Regions from separate parts of the Homo sapiens genome. Here region 2 is linked to region 1. The links are chromatin loops, found by intact Hi-C in ENCODE. Cell type or tissue: MCF 10A. All regions are shown on one strand. Links, peaks and the distances in the headings refer to the core of each region. The heading gives the core; the rest is flanking DNA.

Region 1 (9,608 bases), core at 1,046-9,045:
GTGACTTGCTTTTGACCTTAGCCAAATCATTTCACTTCTCTGAGCCTCAGCCTTCTCACATTTGTAAAGTCACATTTGTAATGATGCCTGTGCTGCCTATTTCACATGACTGTTCTGAGGGTCAAATGAAGGACCTCACTTTGAATAAACCCTAACGTGCTATAGGAATGTAAAAGTTGTATACTCCTTGAATGTATTATGCTCCCTGTATATATATTTAGTTGCCACCTATCTCACTCCCAAATCTGACAACAAATATACTATGGCACTGAATTTACTCAAGAACACTACACAAGATACTGGTTTTTTAAGTATTCTTCCCTAAAGGATATTTATGCTTTCTAGCCAACACACAGAATCTACTTTGAAGCAAAAAGGTTCAAATCTAATAAGAGACAGTATATATGTAGTGAAGGCAGACAAAAGAGGTACTCTAAAGTTACAGATATTCCAAATTCTGCTTTATAATTCATCTGTTGGTTATATCTGATTAAGAAATTTGATTAAGGAACAACTATACCAAGAAATAAGCAATGGTGGCTTTGTAACTCAATACAGTTAACTAACTTCAAACCTCTTATTCTGTGAAAGTTCCTCCTACTCAAAAGCGTTTTTCAGGTTTTTTTGTTGTTTTTTGTTTTGTTTTGAGATGGTCTCTTGCCCAGGCTGGAGTGCAGTGGCGCGATCTCAGCTCACTCCAACCTTCCCCTCCCGGGTTCAAGCGATTCTCCTGCCTCAGCCTCCTGAGTAGCTGGGACTACAGGCGCGTGCCACCACACACCCAGCTAATTTTTGTATTTTTAGTAGAGACAGGGTTTCACCATGTTGATCAGGCTGATCTCGAACTCCTGACCTCGTGATCCGCCCACCTCAGCCTCCCAAAGTGCTGGGATTACAGGTGTGAGCCACCATACCTGGTCCAAAAACAATCTTTAAACATTGTTTTAGTTATTAATTACATAAATACTCATTAGATATGTGAAAGGTACAAAGGTACAAAGAAGAACAACAAAACAAACATCTGTCTACCGCCAGCTTCTAATTATACAAAAACATTAAATCCCTATTTGTTTAAACCACTCTAAGTCAAGCCTTCTGTTGCTTGAAGCTATTTCTCTAACATTCAAATAAACACTATGATAAGTAGCCACTTAAAGCCCAGCTACCCTAGAGCATTTAAGCACCTAACTTTCTTTGGGTTTAAATTTGCATGCTGAGATGAAAACACACTGGACTCCAAACCAGGCATTCAATTTAGGATCAGACACTCAGTTTAGGAATCAGACAGTCAGTTAGGATCAGACAGTCAGTTTAGGAAGCACAGCATTACTGTTTCCTTTGGAGTTCTCACGTTCTCCTCCCTAGGCCCTTCCCTTTCTCTCCACCTATTCCCTTACCTGCCACCGCACCCAGCCGCATTTTTCAGTTTTATGAAAACACTTAAGACTTAACTAGAAAATTGGCTCTGAGTTATGTATGTATTGGTTGGCTCTGCATTGAAGCTTTCACATAGTAAATCGTGAGTAAACAGGATGTTATTTGCACAGAGAAAGGGGTCAACGGAAGTAGAACTTTGTTAGGGATATTACCATAACAGATCGCAAAGTGAGCTTCCTGAAGTCTTAAGATCATAAAGCACACTCACGTGTAAAGAATAAAGTGGAAATTCTCATTTAATCAAAAACCCTCCTTTGGCACATCTACTCCTGTGTAGTGCACAGATTAGGGCCCTCAACATCATTTAGGAGCTTGTTAGAAAGGCAGAATCTCAGATCCTAACCCTGAACTATCAAGTAGGAATGTATATTTTCACAAGATTCCAGGTAATTCATAAGCACATTCAAGTTTGGGAAGCACTGAACACTGCCCGGCCAGCACTTAGTTTGATTTATTGTTGATAAAAATAACCAGCAAAACAAAAATGTATTACCTCTGCACAAGAAGCTGGGAAAACATTTCCATAATACTCTCCCTGTCAGATTAGCTTATCTCAAACACAGTTCTAATCATGACATTCAAAACCTTCAATGACTTCACCTATCAAAAAAAAAAAAAAAATCTAAAGCCCTCAGTATGACAGTCAAGCTCCTCCAGTATCTGGCAATAATCCCCTTTCCAATTCCACCTTAGCCCCTTCACACGCCCAATGTCTGTTTCTCAAAGTGTCAAGAGCAGGTCACCTGCAACAACAGGACCACCTGAGGCCCCACCCTTGACCTTCTGAATCATGCTCTCTGGGAGACAGAACTGGGATGGAGCAATCTTAATCACTCTCCCAGGTGATTCTTGGGAAACAACTGCTTATGCTTTAAGACTGTCTCATCCTTGGTCAAATTTCTCAGTGTAACCACACAGAAGGGGTCACTCCATCCTTAGTGTGAACATGGGCCTATATGTGGCTCTGTTGTTGTCCACCTCACACAGTATTGCAATTACATGTTTCCATGCCTGTTTCCTCTTTCAGTACCTAAATGTAGGAGATGCATGCTATGTATCTCTGTATCTCCAACACCTAGCACATCCTTGACAGAGTAGGTGTTCAATAGTTGCTGATTTACTATAGCATTACTTATACTAAGTAAAAAAAAAAAACTTTTGAAGCAACCTAAAACTCTATCCTTTGGAATCTACCTAAATTAATTACAGTACAACCATCCAGTGGAATATGCATTCATTAAAAATGACATTGATTATTTATTGATTGGAAGGATACCCAGGATATATAGATACACATATATATGCGTGCATATATATATGCATATATGTATATATACACATATATATGCGTGCATATATATATGCATATATGTATATATACACATATATAGCAAATATATATATACATATATACATATATATGTGTATATATGTATATATACATACGTATACATATATACGTACATATGCATATATACGTATATGTGTGTGTGTATATATATATATATATATAGCAAAAAAATAAAAAAGCCAATTGCAGCATAAGTCTATAATGATCCTGGAGAATATACACCAAAATGTTAACGGTGGTTATCTCTGGGTGGTAGGTTTATGAATAACATTTATTCTCTTCTTTATTTCTTAATTTGAATTTTGTATAATAAGCATGTATATCTTTTTTACATTTTAAAGCTTTTCCCATTTTAAATGCTTAGGGAATAAATGCTGTTACAGTAAATGATGGCTTCATTTATTCTCCTTCCAAGGACAGGGATTTCCAAAGGTTGGCAGTGATCCAAAGGTTGGTGTTGCTGCTAAGAGGGAGAAGAAGAAAGTAGGAAATGGGTTGTCCTTAGCAACTGGCTCTCACAACTGTTCCTCCTACTGTCTGGGATTCATACGAATATTTAAATAGCCTTAAATATCTTATCTCATAACACTTTTCTAATAAGAACTGTGGCTTCCAGTGGAAATGATATAGCTCAATTTTGACAATACCAATTAGTTTCAGCATAAAGAAACTATCTGTTGTCAATTTTTTCAGTTGTGAAAATCAGCTTCCAAACTCATTTCACCTTCCCTGTTGGCTCTTCTCTCACCTTTCAAAGTGTTCACTGTCCAAGATGAATTTATTAAATACTGTCTTATTCTATTTAGCATGATACCAAAGCTGCGTATGCAAGCTGATGTCAATGACCTTCTCTTACTATCACCAAATTGGGGCACTGCTTCTGCTATAAGAAAGATGAATGGGGAGGTGGAGGGATATCTCTAGTCTTTTTTCTTATACTATATAAGAAACCTACAAGCAACTTTCATTTCAATTAATATTTTACATGAACTCAAGATAGCTTAAAGAAAAATAAATTAAAATTAAAATCACACCAACCACAGGAAGAACATGTCAATTTATTGGTATTTATTTCCTTAATTTTAACATTTAGCCTAAAACACAAACAAAACTAAGATTTGCAAGAAAAAAAAACTGAAATAAATTTGCTAGCCATGCTAGGATTTTATTATAGTTTGGATCAACTTTGAATGCTTTAAATATATATTATGCTTGAATATCAACAGAAAAAATGTGTGTTGGTGTAGCCTAAAAACTTGAACATATTTGCTTCTTGGGTTCTTCTAAAATGTCCTTACTCTATGAAAACCTGAAGTAAATCGGAGAAAAAAGTTTAAAATGTTTGACAGAATATTAAAACTCAGTGTAAGCAGAAGTATAGGAAGAGCTTTTAAAGCCTGTTTTTTTTTGGTTAAAGCAGCTCAAAATCATATCTCCAAAAGAGCAGAGTTTGAGTACAACTTATTTCCCTCTAGGCTAGAAAACCATGGCTGTTCATTTAACAAGTTTAAGGAGTATAGCTAGTGTCATAAACCCCAAACATGTAGCAGAAATGCAACCTATGCATCCAAATGACATAGGACAGTGAAAGGGGCCCTACACTGGGAGACAGGAGACAGAAAATTTCTTCCCTTTTGTTCTGCAATGGCCACATGACTCACTAGTCACTATGCTTCTCGGAATTTCTCACTTCCTCATCTGTAAAAACAAGCCCGGGGCTAGATGATGTCTAGGTTGTTTCCAGATCAAAAATTTTTAAAGCTCTAATTCTACACATTCACTTTACACATATACAAAACTGAAAACATTCTATTTTTATGATCTAAAAAAACTGCAAATAAAAGAACTGCATTTTAGCAAATTTTTCCACTGACATTTTGAAAAAGGAAATAAGATTTAGCCTTATCATTTTAATATAATTAATTTACTTTTCAATACTAGTATCATATAATCCTTTATTACTCATTAGCATTTAATAATCATATCTTTTATTTCTAATTCCAATATTAGAAAGAAATTTGTCTTCCTTAATTATGGAATCAGCAGGAATCATGAGATATGCTAACAGCAGAAAAACATCTGAAATATAAAAATTAGTTTTGTCTTTCAAAAAATAATTGAAGACAGAAATTTCTATTTCCTGAAGTATTGTATTCCAATATGCAAGATAGTTCAGTAATAAAAACTAATATTCACTTAGTCTTATGTATAGAGCACTTTAACATGCATGATGTCACTAAATCTTTATGACTCTATGAGGAAGTATTGTAATTATCCTCACTCTATAGTTGAGGAAACTGAGGTCTCCTGACATTAAGTGATTGTCCAGGATCATAAAGCTAGAAAGCCCCAGCTCCATGACTCAACCTCTGACCTTTTCTCTCAATTTCTTGCTCTCTCTCCATGCTGTTCTGCCAGTTCATAAGCCCTTAATGTTTCTAATGAAGCCCACTTTCACCTAATTTAATGTAGACGGTTGCTCATAAACACCATAACAATTAACTGGGAACAAATATTTGAAACACATATGGCAGAAAGGGTTAATTACCTATCTTTAACATATGAGGAATCTTTACAAATTAAAAAAAAGAAAAGAAAAAGACCAACAATTCAATGAAGTTAGGTGAGAAATACAACCAGAGAGTTTACACACAAAAAAAATTATTGCTAATAGCTTTGAAACACTTGGGGGGAAAATGCTCAATCTCAATTAAATGACCGCTAGTAAAAATAAGATTTTTTCCTTTTTTTTTTTCAGACAGTGTCTCACTGTCGCCCAGGCTAGAGTCCAGTGGCACAATCACAGCTCACTGCAGCTTCAACCTTCCAGGCTCAAACAATCCCCCTACTTCAGCCTCCCAAGTACCTGGGACCAGAGCCACACACCACCGCACTTAATTTTTGGTAGAGACAGGGTCTCACTATGTTGCCCAGGCTGGTCTCGAACTCCTGAGCTCAAGTGATCCTCAGCCTCCCAAAGTGCTGGAATTACAGGCATGAGCAACTGAGCCAGGCCTTTTCCCTATCTTATTAACAAAACTTTTTAAATTGTTCATGTGCTTGTACATAGAGTATGAAATAATAGACACTGGAGACTCGGAATGGTGGGAGGGAATGAGGCATGAGAAATTACTTAATGGGTACAAAGTATGGGTGATGGCTACACTAAAAGCCCAGATTTCACGATTACCAATATATTCATGTAACATAACTGTGCTTGTACCTCTGAAATTTATACAAATCAACAATATTTTAAAATAAGATCAAAATTTTTCATATACCGAATTGACCATGGTATAGGAAAAAGTTACTCTCATATACCATCAGTGGGGAGTGCATGTGTTAAAAGTTTTTTGAGGGCGATTTTACAATATTTAGCAGAACTAAACACAGCCTTAAACACAGCAATTCCTCTCCTTGGAATTTGTTATTTATTTTATTTATGTGAGCAAAGAAAAAAATGATCATCTTGTAAAAGATGTTCCTAAGAGCATCAGCTATTACAGCAAAATACTGAAGACAACTCAAATGTCTCCCCTCCCTCAGAATTAACTGAATTTGGGGTACTTCATACAATAAAACACTACACTCCAATGTAAAACAGTATGCTTTTTTTAAAAAGCAGAATATATTGTAGTTTACTCCTCATTTGCCTATGAAAAATATACATGGAGATCACACCCAAAGATCTGAGATGGTATATGCTTAATAAAATATGTCTGGAAAGATACGCAAGAAATTCCCCTTTAGAGAATGGAACTAAGGATGCAGGTCTCTAGGGAATTACATTTAAGTTATTTTAAAATGTAATATTGTTTGAAGTGTTTAATTCTTTGCATGGCTATACTCAACTTGGTTGATGTGAGGAGCCAATTAGATAAAATAATGTATGTTAAAGCAGCTTGCAAACTGAAGAGAATAACAGAATATAAAAACCTAAGGCTTCCTGGATATTGCTTTATCACTAGCATTTCGGGAAGACTTTTGATTGATCCAGCACCTACTGCCCCGAGCTAAACCCAGTAAGCATAATTCCTCAAAAGAAAACTTTATGATGGATTGAAGAATTCTCTATCAAAATGCAAATATCCACCCAAGAGCTAAGACCTTTAAATGGTGCTTTTCAAACTTCATCAAATAGCCCTTAGTGTCAAAGACACTGAGCTTGTTCCCCCAGGGACCTAGAAAGTAGATCGAAAGGCCCTCACATTTTTAATATGTCCATACTCTTTCTGATAATTTTTTTTTCCACAAACCTTCAAATAAACTGACAATCTGATAATTTTTTTTTCCACAAACCTTCAAATAAACTGACAATCCAGGGAGATGCACTAGGTTTATTTTGAGGCCTTGCCCCCAGGAACTGGGATGCACCTATTTGAAGAATTTTACTTTTTTTTTTTTTTTTTTTTTTTTTTTTTTTTTTTTTTTTTGAGACAGAGTCTCATTCTGTTGCCCAGGCTGGAGTGCAATGGTGTGACCTCGGCTCACTGCAACCTCCACCTCCCGGGTTCAAGCAATTCTCCTGCCTCAGCCTCCTGAGTAACTGGGACTACAGGCACGTACCACCACACCCAGCTAATTTTTGTATTTTTAGTAGAGACAAGGTTTCACCATATTGGTCAAGCTGGTCTTGAACTCCTAACCTCAAGTGATCCGCCCGCCTCAGCCTCCCAAAATGCTGGGATTACAGGCGTGAGCCACTGCTCCCAGCTAGGAATTTTACTTTAAAGGATATGTGTTGGCATCTTAGCAGAGGACATTTTAAATATGGGATGAAAGCTATGGAGAAAAAAAGGAAGTTAAAAAGAACTGGAATCAGATACTCTGTGATTTAATCTTCAAATTCACCATTCTTTCAACAAGTTACTGAACTCCTACTATGGCCATAGTCTCTTTCCCTCATGAAGCTATAGTTTTAGTTCTAATGGATACTGTACAAGTGCCCTCTAAAGAGGTTTTTAGCCAATGCATGCATTCCCCACTGATGATGCAGGAGAATATGTCTTCCTCCACACCGTGGTCAATTCAGCACATGGCCAAAATTTTTGTCTATTTAGAGGAGCAGGGTGGAAGCACATGTCAAGCCCTGAATCAAATATAATTAGATAGCGAAACAAAGGATGTCTTGGACATGAAGTTAGAAAGATGGTCAGAGAAGGCCTATCTGAGGGAAAAATGTTTGAGCTGAAACCCAAACTGCGGGAAAGTGTGATGGTTAATTTTTGTGTCAACTTGACGGGACCTTGCATGGGATGTCCAGATTAAACATCGTTTCTGGGTGTGTTTGTGAGGGTTTCCGGATGAGATTAGCATTGGAATCAGTGGACTCGGTAAAACATATTGCCCTCCCCACTGTGGGCATCAGCCAATCCATTTTGAATAGAACAAAACATGGAAGAAAGAGGAATTTGTCCCCCCTTCTCTGTTTCTTGTCTCACCACTTGAGCTGGGAAATCTCATTTCATCTTCCCTTGCCTTCAGACTGGGATTCACACCATCAGTTCCTCTGGCTCTCAGCCTTCGGACTCAGACTGAATTACACCACCAGCTGTCTTGGGTCTCCAGCTTGTAGATGGCACATTGTGGTCTCCATATTTGCATATGCTAATTCTCCATAATAAAATCTCCTTAAAAATATAAAAAACCAATTGATTATCTTTCTATGGAGAACCCTGACTAATTCAGAAAGGGTTAGCCATGCAAAAATGAGAACGAATGTTCCAGAGCAAAAGTCTGAGGTAGTATATACTGGGTACATTCGCGGGACAGGAAGGTAGCCACTGTGGCTGGAGCATGAGAACCTGGGGACAAGGGGTAGATGATGAGTTTACAGAGGCAGGAGCCAAACCACGTCAGGCCTTATAGGCCAAATAAGAAGGTGACATTTATTTTTATTGCAATGGGAAGCTGTTGGAGGGCTTTAAGCAAGGGAACAATACAGTCTCAATTTTTTTTTTTTAGGAAATCATTCTGTTTGCTATGCAGGCAGTGATCTGTGGAAAGCAACACAAGAAGCAGGGAATTAATCAGGAGGTAACTGAAAGAATCCAGATAAGAGATGATGGTGATTTAAATTGTGGATTTAATAGTAGTGATAGAGGGTTCCGATTTCAGGATGTATTTTAGAATTGTGGGATTGCTGCTAATTTGCATATGGGGAATGAAGGGAAAAAAGGATTGGTGAATGAACCTCAAATTTTCAGAGTGAGCTATCTATCTGGTGGATAGTGATAGAATTTGCTAAGGAGAGGGGCCATGAAGAGTTTTGTTGAGAACATCGTGTCTGAGATTCCTGGCTGACAGCCAAAATCACTTTCCACTTCTTCCTTAGTAACCAATCCCCATTTTTATTCCAGCTAAAAGACTACATTTCCCAGCCTCCTTCTGTTGCTACGTGAGGTTATATTGCTAAATTCTAGCCAATAAGAAACAAAATGGAAGTATTGTACAGGACTTCTAGGACAACTAAAAGAGAGAGAACTCAACTGGGAGCTAAACTTTTTGCCCTATGCCCCATCTTTCTTCCAGCTGTCTGGAATGAGGAAGATGGCTTGGAGCTCCAACATCCACTTTGAGGATAGAACTCGTGCTGAGAATGGCAGATTGAAGAGTTTAAATGGAGCCTAAGTTGCTGGTCATTTCAGGAAGCAGATGTACCGGTGCTAGACCGTCTATCTCTGGACTTCTTTTAAGTGGAATAAATTACTGTGTGTTTACAGTTATTTTGAGTCCTGACACAAAGATAGATTGATATATCTATTAAATATCCCAGTTAGGTAGAACCCCCATTTTAAATATGAAAAAATTAGTGTCAGAG
Region 2 (9,608 bases), core at 509-8,508, 84 kb before region 1:
CCTGTAATCCCAGCACTTTGGGAGGCCAAGGTGGGTGGATCACGAGGTCAGGAGTTCGAGACTAGCCCAGCCAACATGGTGGAACCCCATCTCCACTAAAAATACAAAAATTAGCCAGGCATGGTGGTGCACACCTGTAATCCCAGCTACTCAGGAGGCTGAGGCAGGAGAATCACTGGAATCCAGGAGGCAGAGGTTGCAGTGAGCCGAGTTCATGCCACTGCACGCCCTCCTGGGTGACAGAGTGAGACTCTGAGAAAGAAAAAGGGAAGAGAAGGGAAAGGGAAAGGAAAGGAAAGTTCCGTAATGTCCTCAGGCCAAAGATCTCTGAGGCCAGGGATTGGAACACCAGGTAAAGTGTTTAGCAGTTTCCATGAGATGATAGAAGAAAGAGAGAGTCAGCAAAAGTGGACTCTTCTAGGTTGAGAAGTGAGCAGAAGGTGTGAGTTGAATGTAAGATGGAAGAAGTGTGGTACACAGGATAGAGTGGAATTCACAACACAAGTTCTTGAGAGGCAATGAACAAGCAATAGACTGGATGTGCTGGTGGGAAGCAGGAAATTCTCTGGCTCCTGCTCCTCACTCTGAGAGCCAGAAAATTGAAAGAAATGACGACGAGTGAAGAATGTGGCTCAGGAACTTGTAATTTAGAATAAGGCCAAGAGTGAGTTTTGGCAAGAGTGTAGGGAAATATTAAGGGAAAAGTTAAAGAATGAGAGGTCTGTGTAAGTAATAGAATCCTAGAGTGTACTAGGAAGGTATGGTTGGGGAGAAGAAAGGTATGAATTTGAGGATGGGGCTGAAATATTTAGACAGAAACCAGAGGCGTAAGAGGCGGGGTAGGGGTGTGTATACTTCAGGGGACTTTTTTCTGTTTTTTCTGTTGTCGTTGTTGTTGTTGTTGGATGGGGGTGAAAAGAGCCTCGCTGTGTTACCCAGGCTGCCAGGCTGGAGTTCAGTGGCACAAATATAGCTCACTGCAGCCTTGATGACCTGGGCTCAAGCAATCCTCCTGCCTCAGCCTCCTGAGTAGCTGGAACTATAGGCATGTGCCACCACATCCAGCTAATTTTTAAGTATTTTTAGAGATGGGGGGGTCTCACTCTGTTGCACAGACTGGTCTCGAACTCCTGGCCTCAAGCAATCTTCCCACCTAGGCCTCCCAAAGTACTGGGATTGCAGGGGTGCCTGGCCCTTAGGGATGATTTTTAAAGACAGAAATGTAGATGATAGCCAATTGGGTTTTTGGCTGGAAAGACATAAGAGTTGATAGGAGAAAGCAGGACTGGAAGAATAAACTAAGGCAAATTTTGGCAGTTTAACAGCCTGGCAGAATGAAAATTGTAGATGCTTTCAGAAGCAAGCAGACCCTAGGCCTGATTTTGTAATTTACTAGCCATGTCACCTTAAGCTTCTGTTTCCTCATCATTAAAATGGAAATAAAAATACCTACCTTGCAGGGGTTTTAATATAATTTAGAGATAATCTATGCAAAACAACTGGCATTGTCATAAGCATTTCGTGGACACTCAATAATGTGAAGCATCACTCTTTTTTTTTTTTTTTTTTTTTTTTTTTGAGATGGAGTCTCGCTCTGTCGCCCAGGCCGGACTGCGGACTGCAGTGGCGCAATCTCGGCTCACTGCAAGCTCCGCTTCCCGGGTTCACGCCATTCTCCTGCCTCAGCCTCCCGAGTAGCTGGGACTACAGGTGCCCGCCACCGCGCCCGGCTAATTTTTTGTATTTTTAGTAGAGACGGGGTTTCACCTTGTTAGCCAGGATGGTCTCGATCTCCTGACCTCATGATCCACCCGCCTCGGCCTCCCAAAGTGCTGGGATTACAGGCGTGAGCCACTGCGCCCGGCCAAGCATCACTCTTACTATAGCTAGCTTCCAAGCTCCCAGGCCTGTCAGGGCAAACAGCTTCTGACAGCGCAGCTGAGATTGGGAGAAGGGGTCAGAATTTCCCCCAACGGCATTCTTCCCAAAGTACACAATACCATTACAGAATAAAGCCATGAGCTTAGCAATGAACAAGAGTGAAAATTCTGAATTAAACTCTGCACTAATTCAGCAGCCCTGTGGTGCAAAAGACCTGAAGAGGAACTTCACATATATGGCTGTAGAAACAAACTTTGTGCTCTGCATTTTGTTTATTCAGTGAATGAGCCTATCATCAGTACTTGCAAATTAGCTCTAATTATCAGATAAAAGTGATGTGGTTATTCTAATTGCCTGAAAATCAACTGCTACAAAGACTCTAAGTAGTAAGCAATAATTACCATATCATTTCATAAAGGAGGGCTTCTTTTTTTTCCTGACTGAAAGTAGCACATGCTCAAGATGAATTACAGGACTGGTTTAAACTTTTACTTATCTTTTCACAATTCACATCAGATCCATGCCAATGGTTCCCAAATTGAAATCTCCAGCCCAGGACTTTCCATAGCAATTCAAGCTGCCTGTCTGATATCTTTCCTTCAATATCTATTAGGCCACCCAAACTTAATATGGCAAAATCAGAACTCTTGGTAAGTCTCCAAACCAGTTCCTCCCCAGGTCTCTCCCTCCTCATAAATAGCCCTACCATACACCCAGTTTTTCCAAGTCCAACACATAGGAATCCTCCTTGATTTATGCCTTTTCTTATTCTCTTACAGGCAGCCATCAGCAAGTCCTGTGAGCTCTACTCTGAAATACATCCCAAAGCCATGACACTTCTCTCCTTCTCCACTGCCACTAACCTTGTCTGAGTCACCATCACATCTCAGTTGGATGACTAGATAACTAATTCCCTATTCTCTCTACTCCTCCACTATCCATTCTTCACCTAGCAGCCAGAGGAACCAAGAAGAGTATACAAATCAGGGCCTATCATTCTCTTGTTTAAACCCTCTAATGGTTAACTGCTCTTACAATAAAATCCAAATTTTTCCCCATGGCCTGCAAGGCCCACTTGACCTCACGCCTGCCCACCTCCCTGACCTCAACTCCTGTCATGCTCCCCTTTGCTCATGTACTCCGGCCACACTGGACTTCTTCCTTTTCCCTGAACATGTGAAGCTCCTCCCCACCATTCCCTTGCCAATCCCTCTCCTGGAATATCCTGACATCAAACCTTTTCATGGCTTGCTCTTCTTTTCACTAAGAGTGAAATGTTACCTCCTCTATGAGTCTGTCTCAATTTTAATTAGTACCTAGTCATTCTGTACTAAATTATACTTTTTTATTATTTTTATACTTCTCCCCACCAAAATGGCATAGGGCAGGCACTCAATAAATGTAGGATTCATGAATAAACTATACATAAATGTTCTTCAATTGAATTATGGTAAACACATCAGAAAGGCTTAAAGTATCATCCTACTTGGGACAGTCAGATCTCCTAGAATTCACCTTCAATTCAAAAGTCACTCAAAAATCTGCTGAATTGGTTTCCACCAGCTCCCAAGCCCATAAGGAAAGACGGTGGTAAGCAGTCGCCAAGCAAAGTGCACTTGTATCCTTCTACAGCTTCTTAGTTCATACCTCCATGCACTACTGTGGCTGAGAGCCTCTGGGAACAGTAGGGACTCGCCTCATGAAGACCCAGATTGTGTTTCTTAAAGAACCTGAGCAGATCTCCCACCTCATTAGGCAGAGTCACCAGCAGCAGGGCAGCTCCAAGAAGACTTGAGGACAAGGGTAGTTTATCCTTGCCAGGGGGAGAATATTGCTGTCTCCTGCTCTGCACAGCCATCTCATTGATACAGAACCTGTGTCAGTTGGATTCTTCCTGTTTATCAATCACTACAACCCTTCTGACAACCATGCAAAGGCTTCAAAGTGTATGGAGAACTGGAAGGGACAATGGGGAAGGTCCTAGTTTTCGATCATGTCTATGAAGTAACCACAGTGCTTTTCACACCATATAAAAATTAGACCTTGATAAGGAAAAAATTTTGCTGACATATATCAAAGAGTATGTGAATATGTCAAAAATAATAATTTGTTTTACTTAAAAAAATTAAACCTAGGAGAGACCATAGCACTTTTTACATCTAAACCCTCCAGATTAGACAAAGGAGAAAAATGGACCCAGAAAATGTAAACGGCTTGCTGAAGATCTCCAGCAATTCAGAATATTTTTGGATATATGACACCTTATATTTTGTACATTTTTAAAGATGGATAAAAGTGAACTGATGATGAAGGATAATTTCTTTACTTTACCCACACTCAGGAGTTTGAGTAAAATTAACATTACGAGGATGTTTTCTCTGATGCTGTCAGACATGTAATTGAACTCAACAAGGTCGCATCTCTTGGGGAAAAAAAATCTCCTTTTCTCATCTCACATCTTGTTACACTTTGTTTTTCCTTTCCTCTTGCTACATGTAATTTGTTGAGGTAGAATGCCTTCATACTGAATTTATTTTGGAAAGATTTTCCAAGAAATTAGAGTTCCAAGTTTTCCAGACATTGCAAAACAAACCCTGTACTTGCCTTTCTTTGACGAAACTTGGCAGCCTGCCTCAAAAACATATTACTCAGCATGTGCCCTCATGGCATAATTCCCAAATCTTCTATAATCTTACAAAAGCATTTTTTATTTCTGAAGAAATGTTCACTTTCAGATAAGATGCCACCATGACCTGAATCAGCTACTTCCCTGTGTCATTTAGAAAATCAATTGGAGCCTAACCCAGGGAGGAGGATACTAGGCCTATAAACATGTACATTTTAAATATTCTGTGATAACCAAAATGCATGTACTGGCAGTATACTTCTGATTACTTTTATATTTATAATAATTTGACAGTTTTATTTTAAAAATTAGCATTCAACAGAATGCAAATAATATAGACAATTTTTGGTTGGGTTCTTAATCTTTGTCCTGATGTTACCCATAAATGAAAAAATGCTAGATCAGATTATTTGCTGAGTATACAGATGATACATGCTCATCTGGAGAAAAATTCAAAATGTGTAACAAAGAAAGTAAAAGTCACCTGAGATTCAGCCACCATACAGAGAAAGAATCACTACAGTTTGGTAACCACTGTTGTAATATCTTTCTATGCACATACACATAATATGTGATTTTATGCACATGGAATAGTATATAAGTTGGTTTGTGGACAAGTTTTTGCTAATTCTATGGTCTTTTGATGAGAGTATCTATCTTCCCCTTCCCCTGTGTCACCTCCCCTGCCGCTCCTTAGCCAATGGAACAGCCTAGTATGCATCCGTCCATAACTCCTTCTGGGTTCGTACACTTTCATGGCAATAGCTATAATTTATTAAGTGCTTAAGATGTTTTCCAGCCTATTTGGTACTTTGTGTTTCCCCCACCCTTTATTTGTTAAGGTATGTTGTTCCTTTCAGTGACTCTTTTTACCACCTATTTTACTTTCTGTCTCACTCATCTAAAAATCCAAAGAACTGCTTCCTCACATGTGCAGTCCCCACAGCTGATGCTGCAGAAGGACTTCATGGCAGCTCCATTTCTCTTTTTCTGTTTCCTTTTGGTTTGTAGCACAAGGCCCCATGCAAAGGGGCCTAATTTAATAAATATCCTAAGTGGCAGATATTGGAAAAGAAATAAAAGTCACAACTATGACTGAACAAACAGGGACTTCTTTGTTATTTTTACAAAGATAAGAAAATGTTAGCCATAAGGAGTGACCTTGCTAAAAAATTTCATCAGGAGAAGTATTTAATGGGCATAACCCCAGCCTTCTTATTATAGCATAAACATAACATCACAATATGATATTCAATTATCTGATGATTGAAAAAGATTTGAGTTATTCTTTAGCTAACGGAATTACAAGAAGGAATTATTAAACACAAAAATACAAACAAACTTCATGTTGAGAACGGCATTATTTGTTAAATGTTAAACTACATATAAATGGAGACACAGTTTGTTCATTAAACCTACATTAATGTTGCATATCTCATATCCCAGACACTGTTGGATGTTGTGGGGGAAAAAAAGGTAAAACGGATACAACTCTTGTCTTCAATAAGCTTGTAGTTCAGTGCAGCACTATCTAACAGAAAGATAATGCAAACCATGTGTAACTTTTTAAAAGTAAAAAGCACCAGGTAAAATAAATTGTAATACTATATTTTATTTAACCTAATATATCCAAAATATTATTTCAACATGTAACTAATATTCAAAAATTATTGAGATAGTTCACATACTTTTTGTCATACTAAGTCTTCAAAATTCAGCATGGGTTTTACACTTATAGTATATCTCCATTTGGACTAGCCACATGCTATGGTTTGAATGTTCACTCCAAAACTCTCATTGAGATTTAATTGCCATTGTGACAGTATTAAGAGGTGGCACCTTTAAGAGGTGATTAGGTCATGGGGACTGCACTCTCATGAATGGATTAATGCTATTGTCATGGGAGTGGGTTTGTTATTGCAAGACTAGGTTTTTATTAAGTGAGCCTGGCCCCCATGCTCTCTCTTTTTACACACACTCACTTGCCTGCTTACCTCCCACCATAGGATAACATAGCAAGAAGGCCCTTATCAGATGCTGGTACCATCCTCTTGGACTTTCCAGCCTCCAGAAATGTGAGAAATAAATTTCTTTTCTCTATAAATTACTCGGTCTTGAGTATTCCGTTACAGCAACAGAAAATGAAATAAGATGCCATACTTCAGGGGCTCAATAGCCACATATAGCTGGTGGCTATCATATTGGAAAGTACAGGTCCAGTGCATTTGTCAGAATAAGTCAGGTTATGCTGTATACAAACCACCCCAAAATCTCAATGGCTCAAAGAATCAAAAGTATATTTCTAGTTTAAACTACATGCACTTTGCAGGTCAGCAGGAGACTCTGGACATTGCAGTCATTCAGGGACTCAGACTTCATCTCTACATACCATCACAGTGAATAGGAAGGAAAAGTAGGAGTTGAGCAGTGGCTATTAAATGATTTCACCTGAAAATAATTTGCATCACTTCTGATCACATTTCTTTGGTCAAAGTGAGTCATTTGGCCAAAGATGGTGGAAAGTACAATCTTATCATCTGCTCAGAAGACTGAGAGCTGGAAATATTTGCTGTACAATATCAATGATTACCATATGTATTAAGCAAACATTATGAGTCAAGCAATGTGAAAAACAAGAAGGGAGAAAAAGAGTAGATAGCTAGATCTACAACACAGGATGGAGGTGATGAAAGCTCTCAGTAAGAGAGAGATAAAAGGCTTAGGGAGTTAAGGGGAGAGTCAAGTTACTGCTGGCACCAATGGAGAAGCAGGCATAAATAGCACTTGCCTGGAACTGTCTTACACATCAGGAGGATCACTCCACCTAATTAACTCAGAGTCTAGCCTTGAGAAAGCAGATATCTCAACTCTATTATAGAGGACATATTGCCACTATGCACACCCTATAAAAAATGTACACTACAACATATGCTAGACTCACACATGCACTTTGAGGGTGATTTTGTGTAAATTGTCCTTTTAAATCAGTGGTCGCCAAACTTTTTGGTACCAGGAACTAGTTTCATGGAAGATAATTTTTCCATGGACCAGAGTGGGAGGTTGTTTCAGGATGAAACTCTTCCACTTCAGATCATCAGGCATTAGACTCTCATAAGGCACACACAATCTAGATCCCTTGCATATGCAGTTCACAAATAGTTACCACTCCTATGAAAATCTAATGTTGCCACTGATCTGACAGGAGGTGGACTGCTCAGGCGATAGTGTTCACTCACCTGTAGCTCACCTCCTGCTGTGTGGCCCGGTTCCTAACCAGACCGTGGTCTGGGGGTTGGGGACCCTGTTTTAAATGAATTACTCTTAACTTATAAAACAGCCATCTCTGAACCAGCCATCAGATCATCCAGAACATTCTAAGATCTCAGAAGAGGGGTAAGGGGAGTAATCTGCAGTGACTAATACCTGCACTATGTTCTGAAAACGTCCAGTAGAATAAGAAATTCAGTGAAAAACCAAAGATAGTCTCCAGAAGAACAATTTTAATTTCCTAATCAGCATCCTGTACTGGTATTGAGAGACTGCTTTGTTGAGAAACAGACCATTCTGATTAGATAAAATAATTTTTTATAGAGGAATGGAAACTAAAACTGGAGAATTAAGTTAGCACCATGGTATACTGGAAGCCCTTCAATGCAAAGAAAGTGATTTTTAACTATTTCTATTTTCCCAGTTAATTGCCTTAGAATAATATCTCTAAAGAGTTGGAAACCTAGAAAGTACCCCAAAAATGATGAATACTTTTGTTATTATCATTTTATAAGGAAACCTAGAAAGTACCCCAAAAATGACAAATATTTTTGTTATTACCATTTTGTAAGGGGGGATCTCTGATAATTCTGTGTGGTACATTCACCTTGCTAGGAATGATGGATTGGCCTTTTAAGGCTGACATAGTTCCTGGGTTTTATGTGACCACTTGGGTTTAGTTCTCCCAAGGCCAGATTTCCATGCATGTTAATCTCATTTACTAGTGAAGATTAAAGAAAATAACAGAAAACAGCTTAATTTTTGGATTCCTAAAAAGCATAAAATAATTTCAGAACCTTGAAATTCTAAAGCATAATGTAACACACAAAAGCAGTATCCACTTAGGTAAATTAGACTTGTATGTTATCTTGAGGTAATAGAATGTCACTAGAATAATAAGTGAAAGACAATTAAGCTCAATAATGGCTATGTTCTCAAGAAGCTACTCAGCCAGCCACACATCACCAGGGGGAAGCTACTAGAAGATATTGGTGAGTGGAAGAGAGTAGGCCTTACAAGAACAAGGGAGAAATCAAAAGTCACCCAAGATGACAATAACTTTTCTAGCTTTGATGGATCAGGCCTTTGAGTTATATGAGGGAGCATATAATTTCTTTCCATGTTTCTCTCTTCTGAACAAAAATAATTCAAAGTTCATATGCATGATAAAGTTCAGCATTTAAAGGGCACTGACATTTTATTGATAATAAAAATAAACTAAGAGAGAATATGTAATTTTTTCCTCTGGATTTCTTACCTTTTCATTTATGACTAGGAGGCAGACATAACTTTTCTGACCAACTTTTTAACTGTCAAGTAAATAATGAACCCACATACAAGTCCTGGAAGAGTCACTAAAGAAACCCCCAAAGTAAATAAAGAAATATAAAATGGAAAGCAGTGTTCCTACTTTTGAGCAGATTATTTCAATTCTAATTACTCAGTTTAGAATGCATTCCAGTTGCCCATATGTATCTAGTGATACCCAAGTTACTTCTAAATTTAGGTCAAGATTATCAATAAGTGATCAGAAAGAGAACAGCCTGGCCAACATGGTGAAACCCCATCTCTACTAAAAATACAAAAATTAGCTGGGCGTGGTGGCACGTGCCTATAATCCCAGCTATCCTGGAGGCTGAGGCAGGAGAATTGCTTGAACCTGAGAGGCGGAGGTTGCAGTGAGCTGAGATTATGCCACTGCACTTCAGCCTGGAAGACAGAGCAAGACTCCATTCCAAAAAAAATAAATAAATAAACTGCTAATGTAACGTGGTGATTCTCCTGTAGAAAAGCAGTTTTTCTTGTAAGGTTGCAGGAGCAAGTTCTCACTGGG

Evidence for each region. A loop is a pair of places that touch in the nucleus more often than their neighbours do. Peaks named below come from ENCODE experiments on the same cell type or tissue, not always from the same donor. Only the 100,000 strongest peaks of a DNase experiment are listed, where the experiment ranks them.
Region 2: a loop joins it to region 1, with 2.0 times the contacts of the local background. A loop is called at or near these places in 2 of 110 quality-filtered maps.

The regions. Positions count from the first base shown.
Region 1 is chr2:197,884,025-197,893,632 of GRCh38, reverse strand. All of the region lies in intron 1 of PLCL1 (phospholipase C like 1 (inactive)), which reads right to left. Among named protein-coding and RNA genes, the nearest start is that of PLCL1, 84 kb to the right of the region's middle. RefSeq lists enhancers at 21-70, 4,227-4,276, 4,537-4,626. In MCF 10A, for the core only: no CTCF peak of the experiment used is centred there; a DNase peak (open chromatin) is centred at 4,462.
Region 2 is chr2:197,967,118-197,976,725 of GRCh38, reverse strand. The region is part of intron 1 of PLCL1 (phospholipase C like 1 (inactive)); the gene reads right to left. Among named protein-coding and RNA genes, the nearest start is that of PLCL1, 170 kb to the right of the region's middle. In MCF 10A, for the core only: no CTCF peak of the experiment used is centred there; a DNase peak (open chromatin) is centred at 4,515.